3 separate regions of the Homo sapiens genome follow, and all the other regions are linked to region 3. Evidence: chromatin loops called from intact Hi-C (ENCODE). Cell type or tissue: heart left ventricle. All regions are shown on one strand.

Region 1 (5,000 bases), 120 kb before region 3:
CAGCCACAGGGGTTTCTGTGCTGCTGCCAGACATCAGTGTCCTCTTTTGTGGCTGGCTACAGCCGGATACACTTTGCTGCCCATCTGGCCCTGGGCTCCTCCCCAACCCAGCCTTCCTGGGTGCAGCCTGGGAGACACACTAGCATGCTTTGGTGGGACCAGCCTTTCCAGGGCATGCTGGCTTCCCCTGGGGCTGACTCAGGTCCCGCCCTCTTGTGTCAGTGCTAACAAGGATCAGATTCGTCCCTGCCCTTCTGTAGAGCTGGAGGGTGACCTGGAGCCAGGGGCCCTTTAGGGCTGAGACATTTGTTAGTCGGAGTGATGCATCCCTACCCGGCTTCGGGGGGAGTCAGGCTGGGCTCTGGGCAGTACAGGGAGAGGTTCACCAGGACCCCCATGCCTTCCTCCCCCGGTGCAGGGGCAGTGGTCACCATGCTGACTCCTCCCTTTGACTCCATGCACGGGCGCTGGCTGGCCTGTGGTTGCATTTCCCACTCACCTCCTTGCTATCCCCAGTCTTGGCACCGAGACCCCCCACATTCCTTCTCCAGCAACAGCAGCCCAGGGGCCTTCCTGCCTGGACGCAGGACCACGGAGACCTGCATGTGCAGGGAGGCCTGGCAGCCTGCCGATGGGGGTCCCCGAGCCCCGGAGTCTCCTCGAAACCCCTGCTGTGGGTCACAGCATGGACCAGGAGGGGTCACCATCCTGAGTACCCCCGACATCCCTGCCCCTTGACCTGTGGCAGATGCTCCTGCCCTGGCCTCCAGGAAGTCAGCTCTTTTGCAAAGGGCTTGTGTGAGAGGTCGGAGAAAGCCCTGGGCCTCCAGGGAGATGCAGCTGGCAGGAGGTGGGCTGAGCTGCTCCGGGGCTAGGGGTGGCCCATTGCTGGCAGAATTTAAGGAAAGAGCAGGTTGTAGGCACAGAGGATGGGCAGCCAGGCCTGGGCCTTCCCCTTACTGTCCCAGGGCAGCAGAGCTAGGGTCCTCTTTTACCCTCCCTAAGGTCACCCCCTTCCCATCTACACGTCCCTCCCCAAGTTCAAGCACATAGTCAATCATGACCACTCAGGAGCTCAGTGAGCTGGGGCCATGTCCCTGTGGCCTCCAGCCCATCCGCAGGAGGGTCCCTTGCAGTGACAGCACAAAGAGTCCCCCACAGGAAGCCCCTGAGGGCCAGCATGGACCTTGAGAGCCAGGAGGGAATGGGCCTGGTGCCACTCTGTTCCCACTCCCACCTAAGATTCCTACCCCTGTGTTCTAGCAGGTGACTCTTGATCTGGCCAGCCCACAACAAATACTTGAACTAGGCAGCATGGGGTGGTGGAGGCCTGCAGAGGCCCCGGGCCCAGGAACTGAGACTAGGGCTTTCTCATGAGGCCTCATCAAGCTCCCGCAGGTATGACCTGGCCTCCTCGCCTCGGGCTGCCTTAAAGCACCGCTAACCCACGCCAAGGGGCTAGGCAGGGCTTCGCGGGGCCTGGCCCAAGGTCTCCAGCAGAGCAATAACATCTTCCCAGGTTGGGTTGCCACAGACACCGTGCCCTGGAGCCCCCAGCCCATCCCATCTGGTGCTACCCTGTCTGCCTGGCAGCCTAGCCTCACCCCTCCTGTCCGGTCACCTGGGGGTCCTTGGTAAGGATGCCGCCACATGGGGCCGGTTTATGCACCTGGGCGAGAACCTGACTGGGGCAGGGGATGCTCAGGGGCCTGCAGGTCTCCCACAGAGCTGCTTTTCTGCCCGCCTCACCCTGTGGGTTTGTATTTCTTGCCGGGTCAAAATAGGCAGTGACTCGTGCCTTCCCTCCTCAGGGCCGGCGGCAGGGTGTGGACCCAGCTGGCCGCTGGACCGTCCCCTTCCTCATTCTCCAAGCTCATCAACAGGTCTCAGAGGAACATTTCCATAAAAGGTGTGGCCTGGCATGCAGTGCTGTCTGCACGCTGTCGCTTCCCCCACAGCAACCTGCCGGTCAGCCTTAACTGGTGTGGAGGTCGAGGTGGGGAGGGGGAGGCGGGCTTCCCTCCCTGGTGTCTGGCCTCTTTTTGCTCAGCCCTCAGCACAGCCTTCAGCGTGGAGAGCGAGACCCTGCGTGTCACTGGGGCTTGGCTGAGGTCTCCCTGCAGGATAACAGTGACTTCAGGAACCCAGACCCCAGTCTGGGCGGCTCTACCTTCCCGGCTGGCCCAGCCCCCACACCACAGTTCCCTGCCACCTCCAGGCACAAAAGCCTCTGAGGCCACAGCCCAGCTATGAAGCTGAGTGGCTTTGTGCGGTCTCCTAGGGAAGGGGCAGTGATGCCATGCATGAGATCCGCTGTGCCATAAGAAGTTGCTTCCTTTAGAATTTCTGGTCCAATGCAGGGAGGTGAGGCCCAGCCTCATGATAACACATGCCCATCAAGGAAAAGCTGTGGCTAATGCTTCCAAAACAAGTGAAAATCTTGCACCAGGCCCAGGGCCATATCTCATTCCGCCCCAGCTACTGAGGGAGGGGACAGACTGCTGGAGGACAATTTCTCCTAGTTACCACTAGGGGTTACATGGCTACTCAGAATGAAAGATAAATTGCCAGGCCTGTTGCAATCTTTTTTTTGAGATGGGAGTCTTGCTCTGTCGCCCAGGCTGGAGTGCAGAGGTGCGATCTCAGCTCACTGCAACCTCCACCTCCCGGGTCAAGCAATTCTCCTGCCTCAGCTTCCCGAGTAGCTGGAATTACAGGTGCCCACCACCATGCCTGGCTAATTTTTGTATTTTTAGTAGAGACGGGGTTTCACCATGTTGGCCAGGCTGGTCTTGAACACCTGACCTCAAATGATCCGCCCACCTCGGCCTCCCAAAGTGTTGGGATTACAGGCGTGAGCCACCTCACCAGGCCCCGTTGCAATCTTACTCCACTTCGTTTTCACAGCAGTCCCGGGACATGCCCATTATTAGGCCTATTTGATAGATGATACTGAGGCTGAGTCGGGGGTCACAAGCCAAAGCCACACCGCTAGAAGGGCTCAGGACCCAGCCCAGCTCCCGTCCTCTTGGTGGCATCAAGCTTGTGTGATATGAGGTCTTATGTCTGCTCATGACAGCCTTAAAAGCAATAAACAGATACAACTTCCAGCAACTTCCCACTCAGCTGCAAGGCTGCGGGGGGGTCCTGCCTCGAGCCATAAGGTGAGCAGCTAGCCAGTGCCGGGCCAGTGTGGAGAAGGCTGAATTGCCTGTGAAGCTGGGGTTGCAGGCAGGAATATTCATGGAGCCCCTGACCATGTACTCACACTGCTCTTCCTCAGTTCAGGGTTCTTGGATTTGCTCAAGTCCACCCAAATATCCCTTTACGATTCTCAGGGTCCCACTCCTTCCAGATCCAATGCCCTAAACTTTACATAAGAGTTCCGGCAAGGCTGTGACTTCAACTTGTGTTGTAACTGCAACCTGCAGAATCAAATTTAGGGTTATGTTTTCAGTTGTATCAGTCTTACGGCTACAAGATATTAAAGAGATTCTTTTCTGGTTATCAAAGATGCTCTCTGGTTTTCTGTCCATGTTTTGAGCTGGGTTTATCACTTCTGACTCCAGTGTAGTCAGAAGCCACCAGTCTCTCCAGCTGTCCCCATGACATGAAGGGCTGCAGCCATTTGGTCTCTCAAACTTTGCCTTCAAGAGACACTTCACGCCAGGCACTTAACATAGGTGATATTGTGAGGACTAGTTTTGCCACTGAATGCTGTGACTTTCCAGGGTACCACATCCCCTCTGACAGTGAGGTCATTACTGCGTTCCAGCCCAATCCAGGCAGATAACCAGTCCCCGATTTCCAGCATTAAGGCTCTATTTCTAGGAAGTCATTCCTGCTACCAAGGACATTACCAGTCAGTGAAGAGTCAGGAAAATGGAAATTGCCCAGGCACTTCAGAGTGGATTTAATGCAGGGGACTGGTTATGAAAACTGTTGGAAGGATGAGAGGAGTGAGAGTGGAGGTGAGATTGCCAAAATATTGGTAAGTAAGTGCAGGAAGCTGCTTTTACATGGAGGCTGGAGGAACAGGTGTCACCCAGAAGCGTCTGGGGATCACAGGGCTGCTAGGGTACTCCTGGTAGAAAGTTGATGGCTGAACAAGACCCAGGTGTGCATGCCTGCTGTTGCCACCACTAAAAAAACCCCCAGATCCAGGAACTTTACTGCCTTCTGATTGATCAGTGCTTCCTACCAGCAGAAACAAATTGGAAGCCCACTGGTAAGGGCTCTAGCAAATGTAGTTTGCAGGCTTCCAGCTTCTCTGTGATCAGAGAAGGGAAGGGCTGGCAACCAACAGACAATCAGGGCAAGGAGAAATATTCTTGCCTGCAGGGGCTGTGGCATATGACATAAATGCCAGTTCATTGATACCAAGGCTGAGGCAAAGCATCTAGAGGATGACAGACCCCAGAACCAGGCAGACCAAGAATGGATGGATAGTGGGTAGATGATTGGGTGATAGATGGAGGGGTAGATGAGTGGGTGGATGGGTAAGTGGGTGGATGGATGTGTGGACGGGTGAGATAATGGTTATTAGCAATACCAGCTCATCTGCCATCACTAATACCAGCACATCATGCACTGGAGTGCTAAAAGTAAAAGGTCCCTTGTCTTGGGAAGAGCTTGTCTGAGGGTCGAGGGAGACACTTGTAGGCCATTAAACATGGAGTCAGGTGGGAGATCTGGCTGGGTGAGATTCTATCATTTTCTGAATTAGGGAGAGGGTGGAACCCAGGAGTTGAAAGACGGGGCCCCTTGAGCGGTTTGTTCCTGAGAGTTGTCCTGATTCAAGAGGAAACTTGATGGGGTCATACATTGGGTGTGGAAAGACACTGAGACTGCAGGAATAAGCCTCTGCATGGCCATTCTGGAATCTAGGAAAGGAGAGCCAGAGCATAAAAATGTATTGGTGTTTCATCTGCCAACTAAGACAAAAAGTTCAACTAGGTGCCCTGGACTAGGTCGTCTCATTTAAACTTCCCAACAAGCCA
Region 2 (5,000 bases), 330 kb before region 3:
GCTTACTATTATCCCTCCTTTAGGGACATGGTCATTTTAAAATATTTTATTTTGAAATAATTATAGAACTTATAGAAAACTGCAACGGCAGCATAATGGGTGCCTGCTCCCTTCCCCCAGCTCCCCCAGGGCTTCTAGTTTTGCCATGTGTCCCCACCACCATGATGGACTCGGCCTCACTGACCAGCCCCAGTGGACGGCACCAAGGGCAGGCAGGATCACACACTCTTTGCTCGAAACACTCAGGGATCCTTCCTGCCCCACACACCCTCTCCATGCACCCACATTCTCTGCCCAAGGGTGGCCTGGCCCCCTATCCCCTGCATGTGGCTCCTTCCACTCAGGCTGTGGATCGATCTCATGTATTGCAAATGTGGTTTAAACTTTGAGAACAGCAATTCTGGTTTGTAGGAAAAAGTGAGGATCTAGGCCTTTGCAGTCATGCACATGTTCATATTTTAAATACAGGCCAATGAGCCGCTGCCTAGTGTGCCTACCAGAGACACACCTGTTGTTAAACTACAGCTGGATTTACTGTTCCATTCTGCAAGAATATGCCATGGCGCTGTGGAGGGTGCAGTGAGAGGCTTGGAAGAGCCTTGCCGCAGGCTGTGTGTGTGTGCCAGCTGGCCAGGGGTGGACTAACGGGAGAGGGGGCTGGCTCTGAGTTGAGCACTGTCAGGAAGCAGGAGGAGGTAGGTATACACTGGAAGCTTCATAAACCTCATCCCCCGGGAGGCCTGACAAGGGCAGGACAGGCTGTCACCAAGGCCAAAGCAGCAGTCACCATGTGGGCTGGGAGGGGACACGGCTGGCACTCCTGGCCTGAGAGATGCTCCCATCTGTCTGTATTCAGACAGGATGCTGGAGTGGCTTGTCTTTGTCTTGATCAGGACCATCTGGGGTCTTGCCTGCTGCTGCTGTCCTGAGGGATGGTTTGTGTTCTCCACGAGAGCCCCACAACCTCACTGAGGGTGCCAACCCAGCTCCTGGGACACAGCCACCCTCCTCCTTCTCAAGCTTTAATGAGAAACGGGCAGGAGGTGGCCGGAGACCATAGCCCATCTTCCGGGGTGCTAGGGGTGTCTGCTCGCAGTTCTGGTCTAGGGCAAAAAGAGAAAGGAAGGGAAAATCTCTCAGAAAATAACGGAACCACAGTGGGGCTGCCGGCGAGATGAGCAAACTGGGCTGGTGACATCCAGGGCGTTAGCAAAGAAAAAAGCACCAGTGTACAGGCAGCCAGGGAGCCCAACCGCTCTCTTAGGGCCGCCCCCTCCCAGTCCCTCCCGAAGCCACCCTTGCCCCGCCCTACCCCAAGAGCACACCCCGCGCCCCTCCCCCAGTCCTCTCCCCGCTCGGCTGCCCCCTCCCGCGGCCGCATCCCTAGTCAGTCCCTGAGACCGTCCAGAGGTCAGCCCCTGGGATCAGGCTTGCGGTGTTGGGCCGCCCTCCTTGCCAGATGCCGCCCCGGAGAGGGCAAGGGCGCAGAAAGGGCTGAGCGTCCCAGGTCCCTACGTGGCCGCATGTGAGCGCATTCCAGGAATAAGGAAACGAGAGGAGTAGGCATTTCTACCGTCTAAGGCACTTTGCATGAAATCCCGTGGCACTGGAAAAGTAGTTGAAACGAAAACAAAGTAACGCTGGCTTTTACGATGCAGATAAACGGATAAGCGGCGTAGGAAGCAAGTAGGAGGGCTCCGTGCACACCAGGCGCAGCGGAGCGGGGATTTGCCTGCGCGTCCGAGCGCACAGGGCGGTCGCCGAGTCCCAGGGAAGCCCCCTGGCCTCGCGCTGCAAACTCAGGCAGCCTCTGCTCCTGCCTTATGGCTCTGAGGGCACGTGCTCCTCCGGGGAGGCACAGCTTCCTCCTATTTCCCACTTCCTCATCCGGCCCTTAATTCACTAAAGACGAACAGGGAACGATGTTCATTACCAAAGTGGGTGCTCCCCCTAGCGTAGCACAGAACGCGGCGCTGTTCTCACTATTGAATTGGAATGATAATATTTTTAGCATCAAAAATTAATTCTAGAAATCTATTACAGTTCATTTTCCAGAGAATAAGGGTAGCAAAAATAGTATAGGTTTGTTTCTTAATTTCCTTATGACACACATCACTGGTTCATGTGATAACGTGTGGATTCTCACCTGGAAGACACACGAGGAATAAAATCACCATATTTTAAACTCTATCTCAAGTCTCTCAACATTTCAGGCTGTGTTCATTCACACACTGCAGAATGATGAATATTCAGAGGAAACTTTTGCAGAACAATTAAAATTGCAAAATCGGAGCCGGGCGCAGTGGCTCACGCCTGTATTCGCAGCAGCACTTTGGGAGACTGCGGTAGGAGTATCGCTTGAGCCTGGGAGTTCAAGACCAGCCTGGGCAATATAGTGAGCCATCATCTCTAAAAAGATAAAAATAAAAATAAAAAATTGCAAAATTACCTAAAATGAAATGCATACATTGAAATGCACACAATTATTATAAAAATTAAAGTTAATATTAATAACATATGACATGAGCCACAAGATTTACATTAAAATAGTCTAGTTGACAATAACTTGAATATTTAAATAAAGTCCTCTTTATCTCTAAGTAATATATTTACAGTCTGCCATTATATGAATCACTTAAAATTCAGATGAGGATATTAATCAATATTGACAATTTCTTCACGAATATCAAGTGAATAATAATGATTTTACTTTTTGGTTTCATTTTATTGTTGACATAAGATCTTGTTCTGTTGCCCAGGCTGGAGTGCAGCGGCAGGATCATGGCTCACTACAGCCTCTGCCTCCTGGGCTTAAGCAGTCCTCCTTCAGCCTCCTGTGTAACTGGGACCACAGACACGCACCACCAGGCCCGGGTAATTTTTTATTTTTTATTGTTTGGTAGACACAGAGTCTCATTATGTTGCCCAAGCTAGTCGTGAACTTCTGGGCTCAAGCGATCCTCTCGCCTCAGCCTCCCAAAATGCTGGGATTACAGGCATGAGTCACCATGCCCAGCATAAAGATTTTATTATGTGGAAATAAAAGGACATTAAAATATAACTTGAAATAACCCATTTCCTTGCAAATGTTTTATTTTTCCACCACTTAATCAAACAGTGCCAACACTAGACACTGTCACATTATTTGTTGAACAAACAGTATCTCAAATAACTTCATATAAATATTACTGGGAAACTTAGCATTTTATTAAAATGTTGTTTAAATTTCATATTTTATCAAAGTCTAACATATTAGTAATAATATATTCTTTTTATTCAAATTTAAAGTTCTATTTGACAATAGCAATTTATAATTTTATATTAATAAAAAGTCATTCATACAGTTTAATAATTATTTTATAACAGCATTACTGAAACCAGCACAGATGGTATAATGTTCATGATATTTTAATTTATAGGTTTAACATACACATACATAATTCAACATTAATGGCTTCCTTAATTACTCTACCATTAATATTGTAATTTTATATTATCATTTAGGGTTGCCCTTCTATTTTAATATTAGATGTTTCAGCATCCATCAGTTCTATCTAGCTCTTCTCACTGGTTCTTCTTTGAATTCCAGACATGGCCACAATCTTCTCTTCTAAAATTCTAAAATCTGAGGGCTCTCGCTGTCTGGGTGCTGCTGGAAGAAGTGTAACTTGGTTGTTACCTCAACCTTATTTTATTTTAAATGTTTTAATTGAAAGACACTTTTAAAACTGTGGAAATCCCTGAGAATATTCACTTCTTTAAATACAATGGGAATAGGTATGGATGAAGTCTGTTTCTCCTCATTTGATCCAGGGGTGCTTCTCAGAACTCTTCCAAGCGCCAGATCCTGGGCCACTGACAGCTTGGCCCTGGTGGCAGTTCAGTTACCCCATCACAGCTGGGGCACCAGGGGAGCCCCACAGGTGGGCGAAAATTACCGTAGATTAAAACCTAGGCAGTTTAACACAAGCAGCCAGCACCAACATCACGGTACTTGATCTTCCAACTTCCTGCACTACCAATTCTATGTCTCATCACATTCTCCTCTGGCCTCTCGGCCCCCAGCACGCAGGCTTCAGCCTCTGTTTCTGCTGAAGCCCTTTCTTCATACACCCTAGAACATAGAACACAGGACAGAGAGAGAGACTTTAGTAGGAATACTGACATTTAAAAACTTATCAGAGATGTGAAAAATCAACTACATGAAGTATGGCGGTATATTAAGGCTTTGTGAATAAAAACACAATAAAGGGTGGGTGTGTAAAGCTATTTTCCAATCATCCTTCCAAACCAAGGCTTTTGAGGGAACAAGGCCTCCCAGCAGGTGGCAGGATGGGCCCAGCAGTGTCTTCAGCCCATTGCTGTCCTGAGTTAGGAAAGGCTGAATTCTATTTTACATGCAAAAGAAAACACTTATTTAATTAAAGATTCAAGCTACATACAGTTCTTCATAAAACACTAAAATATTTTTATTATCGATATTTTTCTGTTGCTTTTTCTCATGAAACACGATTTGCCTTTGTGAAACCTGAAGTCTCCTATTCTATCAATGAGAAGGTATATCAAATGGATAGTCCATCCAGTGTATCCAACATCAACTACAAAATGTCTCCCTTTTTCCTAATTTTGCCTTTTTTTTCCCTTTGTCATTCTTGAGTCTCTGTTAGTGCACTGCAGAAGTGAAGATGTGTACTTAAAGAAATGCCAACATCTGCTGAAGATCAGATTAGATTCCATATTTTGTATTTTAGTTGATGTAATGATGATTTTAGTTATGATGACTTTAGTTGATGTAACGATTCTAATGAACAGGAAATATTTTGTTTCCTATTTTAAAAGATACCATTAAATCATGATGAATATTTTTCAATTTATTACAGATGTGTATTCAAGGGGTTGCCATTTCACCTGCTTCAGTCTTCCCTCTAAACCAATCCTAAGACATACCTAGGCTGAATTCATATCACATGAAAATTCATCATCTGATGTCCTACTAGGTC
Region 3 (5,000 bases):
AAATTTTTTAAAAAAATTAGTGGGGCTTGGTGACATGTGCCTGTAGTCCCAGCTACCTGGGAGGCTGAGGTGGGAGGATCACTTGAGCACAGGAGTTTGAGGCTGCAGTGAGCTATGATTGCACCACTGCACTCCAGCCTGGGTGACAAAGTGAGACCCTGTCTCAAAAAAATTTTTTTTTAAAAAAAGAAAAATCAATTGTATTTCCATATACTAGCAACAAACATGAAAACCAAAAATTTAAATGCAGTACAATTTATAATCACTCAAAAAATCAAAATACTTAGGTGTAAGTTTAACAAAACATGTACAGGAGTTATAAGCTAAAAGCTACAAAAGATTGTTGTAAGAAATCAAAGATCAGCTGGGCACAGTGGCTCATGCCTACAATCCTAGTACTTTGGGAGGCCGAGGCAGACAGATGGCTTGAGTCCAGGAGTTCAACACAGCCTGGGCAAGACCCCATCTCTACAAAAAAAAAAATACAAAAAATTAACTGGGCATGGTAGCCTGTAGTCCCAGCTACTTGGGAGGCTGACGTGGGAGGATCACTTGAGTCTGGGAGGCAAAGGTTGTAGTGAGCCAAAATCACACCACTGCACTCTAGCCTGGGCGACAGAGTGAGACCCTGTCTCAAAAAAGAAAGGAAATTAAAGATCTAAAGAAAGAGACATTTCAAGCTCATGGACTGAAGACTCAACGTAGTAATGATGTCAATACTCCTTTAATTGATATACAGGTTTAACAAAATTCCTATCAAAATGCCAGCAAAATTTTTTGAAGATGTAGAAAAGATTTTTTTTTTTAATGTATGTGGAAAGGCAAAGGAACTAGAATAAATAGAATAAATAGCTAAAACAATTTTGGAAAACAATAATAAAATGGAACTACCTGATTTCAATTTTTATTATTATTTTTTTGAGACAGGGTCTTACTTTGCTGTCCAGGCTGGAGTGCAGTGGTGCAAACACAGCTCATTGCAGCATCAACCTCCCAGGCTCAGGTGACCCTCCCACTTCAGCCTCCCAGGTAGCTGGGACTACAGGTGCATGTCACCCCGCATGGCTAACTTTTTCTGTATGTTTTGTAGAGACAGGGTCTTGCTATGTTGACCAGGCTGGTCTCGAACTCCTGGGCTCAAGCAATCCTCCCACTGTGGGCTCCCAAAGTTCTGGGATTACAGACGAGAGCAACCGCACCCAGCTTCAAATCTAATTACATAGCTCAAGATTGTTTGGTATTATCGAAGGATGAATACATAGGTCAATGGGAAAAAATAGAGGACCCAGAAATAGCCCCACACAAGTATGTCCATCTGATTTTTTAAGAAAGATTCAAAACAATTCAATGAGATGATAGGCTTTTTCAATAAATGGTGCTGGAGCAATTGAATGTTAATAGGCAAAAATTTAAAAATAAAAATAAAGAAACTTGACCTAAACCTCACACCATTTATGAAAATTAACTCAAAATGAATAATAGATTTAAACATAAAGCATAAAAATTTTAGAAGATAGTACAGGAGAAAATGTGGGGGAACCCTAGTTCTCCACCTAGTTGGTAGAGATTTCTTCAAAATGACACTGAAAGTATGATTCATAAAAGAAAAAAATTCATAAAGTGGACTTGATCAAAATTAAAAATGTTTTGCTCTGCAAAAGACTGTTAATGGAATCAAAAGGCAAACTACACACTGGAAGAATATATATGCAAACTATATATCTGAAAAAGGACTCATATCTAGAATATACAAAGAATTCTCAGCCAGGCACTGAGTGGCTCACACTTGTAATGCTAACACTTTGGGAGGCCAAGGTGGGAGAATTGCTTGAGCCCAGGAGTTTGAGACCAGCCTGGGCAACATAGTGAGATCCTGTTTCTATTTTTTTAAATTAAAAAAAACCTCTCAAAACTCAACGTGAAAAAATTGAGCAATTCAATTTAAAAAATGGACAAAGACATGAACATGAAGAAACACTTCATTGAAGAGAATATACAACCGGCAAATAAGCACATAGAAAGATGATCAACATTACTAGCCATTAGGGAAATACAAATCAAGACCATGGGGAGGTATCACTACACACCTAATAGAACAGCTAGACAGATGTTGAATTTCTTAACACCCCAAAACCTTAGCCTCTCATCCTTAAGATAGTAAAGAAATTGTGAAGCCAAAGATGATAACACTTGTAAAGTGCCACAGAAGATAGTACTCAATAAATTGCAGCCGTTTTTATTGCTGTTGGTGGTGGAATTGTTGCAAAAATACTGGGATGCATAACTATATTTTTCCTCTGATGAAGCCAGAAAAAACTGTCTCAGTAATAACTAAGTTTAGTATAGCTCTAGGAAGAATTTCCTTTAGCGACAGGAACTCTAACAAGTCCCTCCCCCGCCCCCCCCCCGTCCCTCCCGCTGCTGGGAATTTTAAAATAAAATCTGTTTCCTGCTGACCTGTCCTTTGAATGATGCTGCTTGGAGGCTGCGGAAACGTCTCCACCAAATTTCTTTTTCTGAGGTACCTGATGAGCTGCACGGAAACAGCGCCACCTTCCTGAAGCACGCGGAATGGAATCAATAGTTTGTAGTCCCGTGTTTGCGAGTATCACGCCATCTCCTCCTCCGGGAGGTGTAAGGTGAACATTAATGGTGTACTGAAGCTATCAAATTATTAGAACAACCGAGAAGCGATAAGAGAAGAAAAACAATGCATTTTTAAGAACATTGTTGGTTTAAGACTAGGGTGCATGAAGCTGACACAGAGACAAAATGTTCTGTTATTTGCGGTTTCTGGAAAATGTCAGCTTCCTGGCAGGAAAGAAAGTTTCACTGCAACTCCCTGAAACTTAAAAGCTAGTGTTGGTGGCTGCCTCACAGAAATTGTGACTCTCAGAGATAAGAAAGCCCAGACCGGGCGTGGTGGCTCAGCCTGTAATCCCAACACTTTGGGAAGCCGAGGCAGGCGACAGGCGGATCGCTTGAGCCCAGGAGTTCAAGACCAGCCTGAGCAACATGGTGAAACCCCGTCTCTACTAAAACTACGAAAATTAGCCAGGCGTGGTGGCACGTGCCTGTGGTCCCAGCAACTCGGGAAACTAAGGTAGGAGAATCGTTCCAAGCAGGGAGGCAGAGGTTGCAGTGAGTCGAGATCACGCCACTGCACTCCAGCCTGGGTGACAGGGCAAGGCCCTGTCTCAGAAAAAGAAGAGAAAGAAAAAAAAAAGGAAAGAAAAGAAAAAGAAATAAGAAAGCCATATTTCTTCTCTTAGAGAAAGGATTTATAATTTTTATTTATTTATTTTTTGAGACGGAATCATCATGCTCTGTCACCCAGGCTGGAGTGCAGTGGCGCAATCTCGGCTCACGGCAAGCTCCGCCTCCCGGGTTCAAGTGGTTTTTCTAACTCAGCCTCCCGAGTAGCTGGGATTACAGGGGCCCACCAACAGGCCTGTCTAATTGTTTTGTATTTTTAGTAGAGACGGGGTTTCACCATGTTGGCAAGGCTGGTTTCCAACTCCTGACCTCAAGCGATCCGCCTGCCTTGGCCTCCCAAAGAGCTAGGATTACAAGCAGGAGCCATTGCGCCCGGCCAGGATTTATCAAATTTTGTATAAAACTGTATTTTAGGGTCTTACGTCTATTCTACAAACAATATCTATACTGTATTTTCTTCAAATCCTTAATCAGATATTATATTGAAGAGGGACATCCAGAAAGGCTGAGTGCAGGGTAGGACACATATTTTAATAAAATTGATTTTTCCACAGGAAGCTGTTGGCACTTGGGAGCTAGACCATTGCTGTCCCATGTGGTGGCTACTAGGTACATGTGGCTGTTTATGTTTAAATTCAGTAAAGTTTAAAATTCAGTTCTTCAGTCCCACTAGCCACATTTCAGGTGTTCAACACAGTGACCAATACAGCAAATGTCCAATGTTCGTTACAGATGTAGAGCATTTCCACCATGCATATGGGTCGCAGAGAAGCCACATTTACCTTAAAAAAACAGCCCTTCTGCACTCAATTATTTCTACTAAATAGTTCTACTCCTGTTGAAGACATCTCTGTGTCAGACTATGAGCTGATGTCAAATGGGAAAAAACCTCAGACACTGGCATTGAACCTGGAGAGTCTGGCTCCAGAGCACCCTTGCAAACAGTTACACTGTCTGGATTTCCCAGACAGGAGTGGGGTTAGTGGGTGCAGCTCTGCAGTACAATGACATGGCTGGCTCGGTTCTAGTCCAGGGAGGAAATTCTCTGACAGTGGAGTCCCATGAACCCGCCTCCCCACTGACACACACACATACACACACACACACACACACACACACACACACACACACACACACACATCTTCCCTCAGAGATTGTGCAGAATGTGTAGGAGACCTCCCTCCTAAGGAACCAGGTCTTCCTCTGTTGCCCAGGCTGGGGTGCAGTGGCATGATCTCAGCTCACTGCAACTTCTGCCTCCTGAGTTCAAGATTCAAGTGATTCTCCTGCCTCAGCCTCCTGAGTAGCTGGGATTACAGGCATATGCCACCATGCTCTGCTAATTTTTCTATGTTTACTAGAGATGGGGTTTCACCATGTTGGCTGGGCTGGTCTCGAACTCCTTACCTCAGGTAATCCACCCACCTTGGCATCCCAAATAAGAAACCAATTCTATTTCATGCTCACCAGGAGCTGTCTGGGTTTTGTTCGAATCAGCCTGTCAGTTTAACAGGTTACCACATCTTCATCCTGGCTTGATGAGAGACAGTTTTATTTGCTTTTCTCATGTATATTCAACTTCAGAGCTTCCACTTTTTGGTGAACACATTTAATAAATGAAAGGGGGGAAGAAAGAGCCAAAATGAGATTATGATAATTATGAAATATTTTTAAAGCAGTCAATTTAATAAAACGATTTTAACATGCAAATATAAGATGTCATGCATTTGTGATTTTTATAAGACAGTTTCACAATTCATGGAAAAATCTACTAATTGGTAGTG

The links. Hi-C counts contacts between places; a loop is a spot of excess contacts. Peaks named below come from ENCODE experiments on the same cell type or tissue, not always from the same donor. Only the 100,000 strongest peaks of a DNase experiment are listed, where the experiment ranks them.
Region 1: a loop joins it to region 3, with 3 times the contacts of the local background. A loop is called at or near these places in 38 of 110 quality-filtered maps.
Region 2: a loop joins it to region 3, with 5 times the contacts of the local background. A loop is called at or near these places in 48 of 110 quality-filtered maps.

What each region holds. Positions count from the first base shown.
Region 1 is chr17:21,237,382-21,242,381 of GRCh38, reverse strand. It overlaps NATD1 (N-acetyltransferase domain containing 1), which reads left to right. Exons shown (of 3, transcript NM_152914.3): 3 at 1-3,512. Among named protein-coding and RNA genes, the nearest start is that of NATD1, 14 kb to the left of the region's middle. RefSeq lists enhancers at 1,295-2,039, 2,785-3,529. In heart left ventricle, a CTCF peak has its summit at 2,527; a DNase peak (open chromatin) is centred at 1,571.
Region 2 is chr17:21,449,434-21,454,433 of GRCh38, reverse strand. No RefSeq gene overlaps it. Among named protein-coding and RNA genes, the nearest start is that of KCNJ12, 76 kb to the right of the region's middle. In heart left ventricle, CTCF peaks have their summits at 1,957 and 4,274 (motif pointing right); DNase peaks (open chromatin) are centred at 1,313 and 1,793; H3K4me3 peaks cover 696 bases; H3K27me3 peaks cover 455 bases.
Region 3 is chr17:21,117,378-21,122,377 of GRCh38, reverse strand. No RefSeq gene overlaps it. Among named protein-coding and RNA genes, the nearest start is that of DHRS7B, 7.1 kb to the left of the region's middle. In heart left ventricle, a CTCF peak has its summit at 2,569; a DNase peak (open chromatin) is centred at 2,537; H3K4me3 peaks cover 306 bases; H3K27ac peaks cover 192 bases.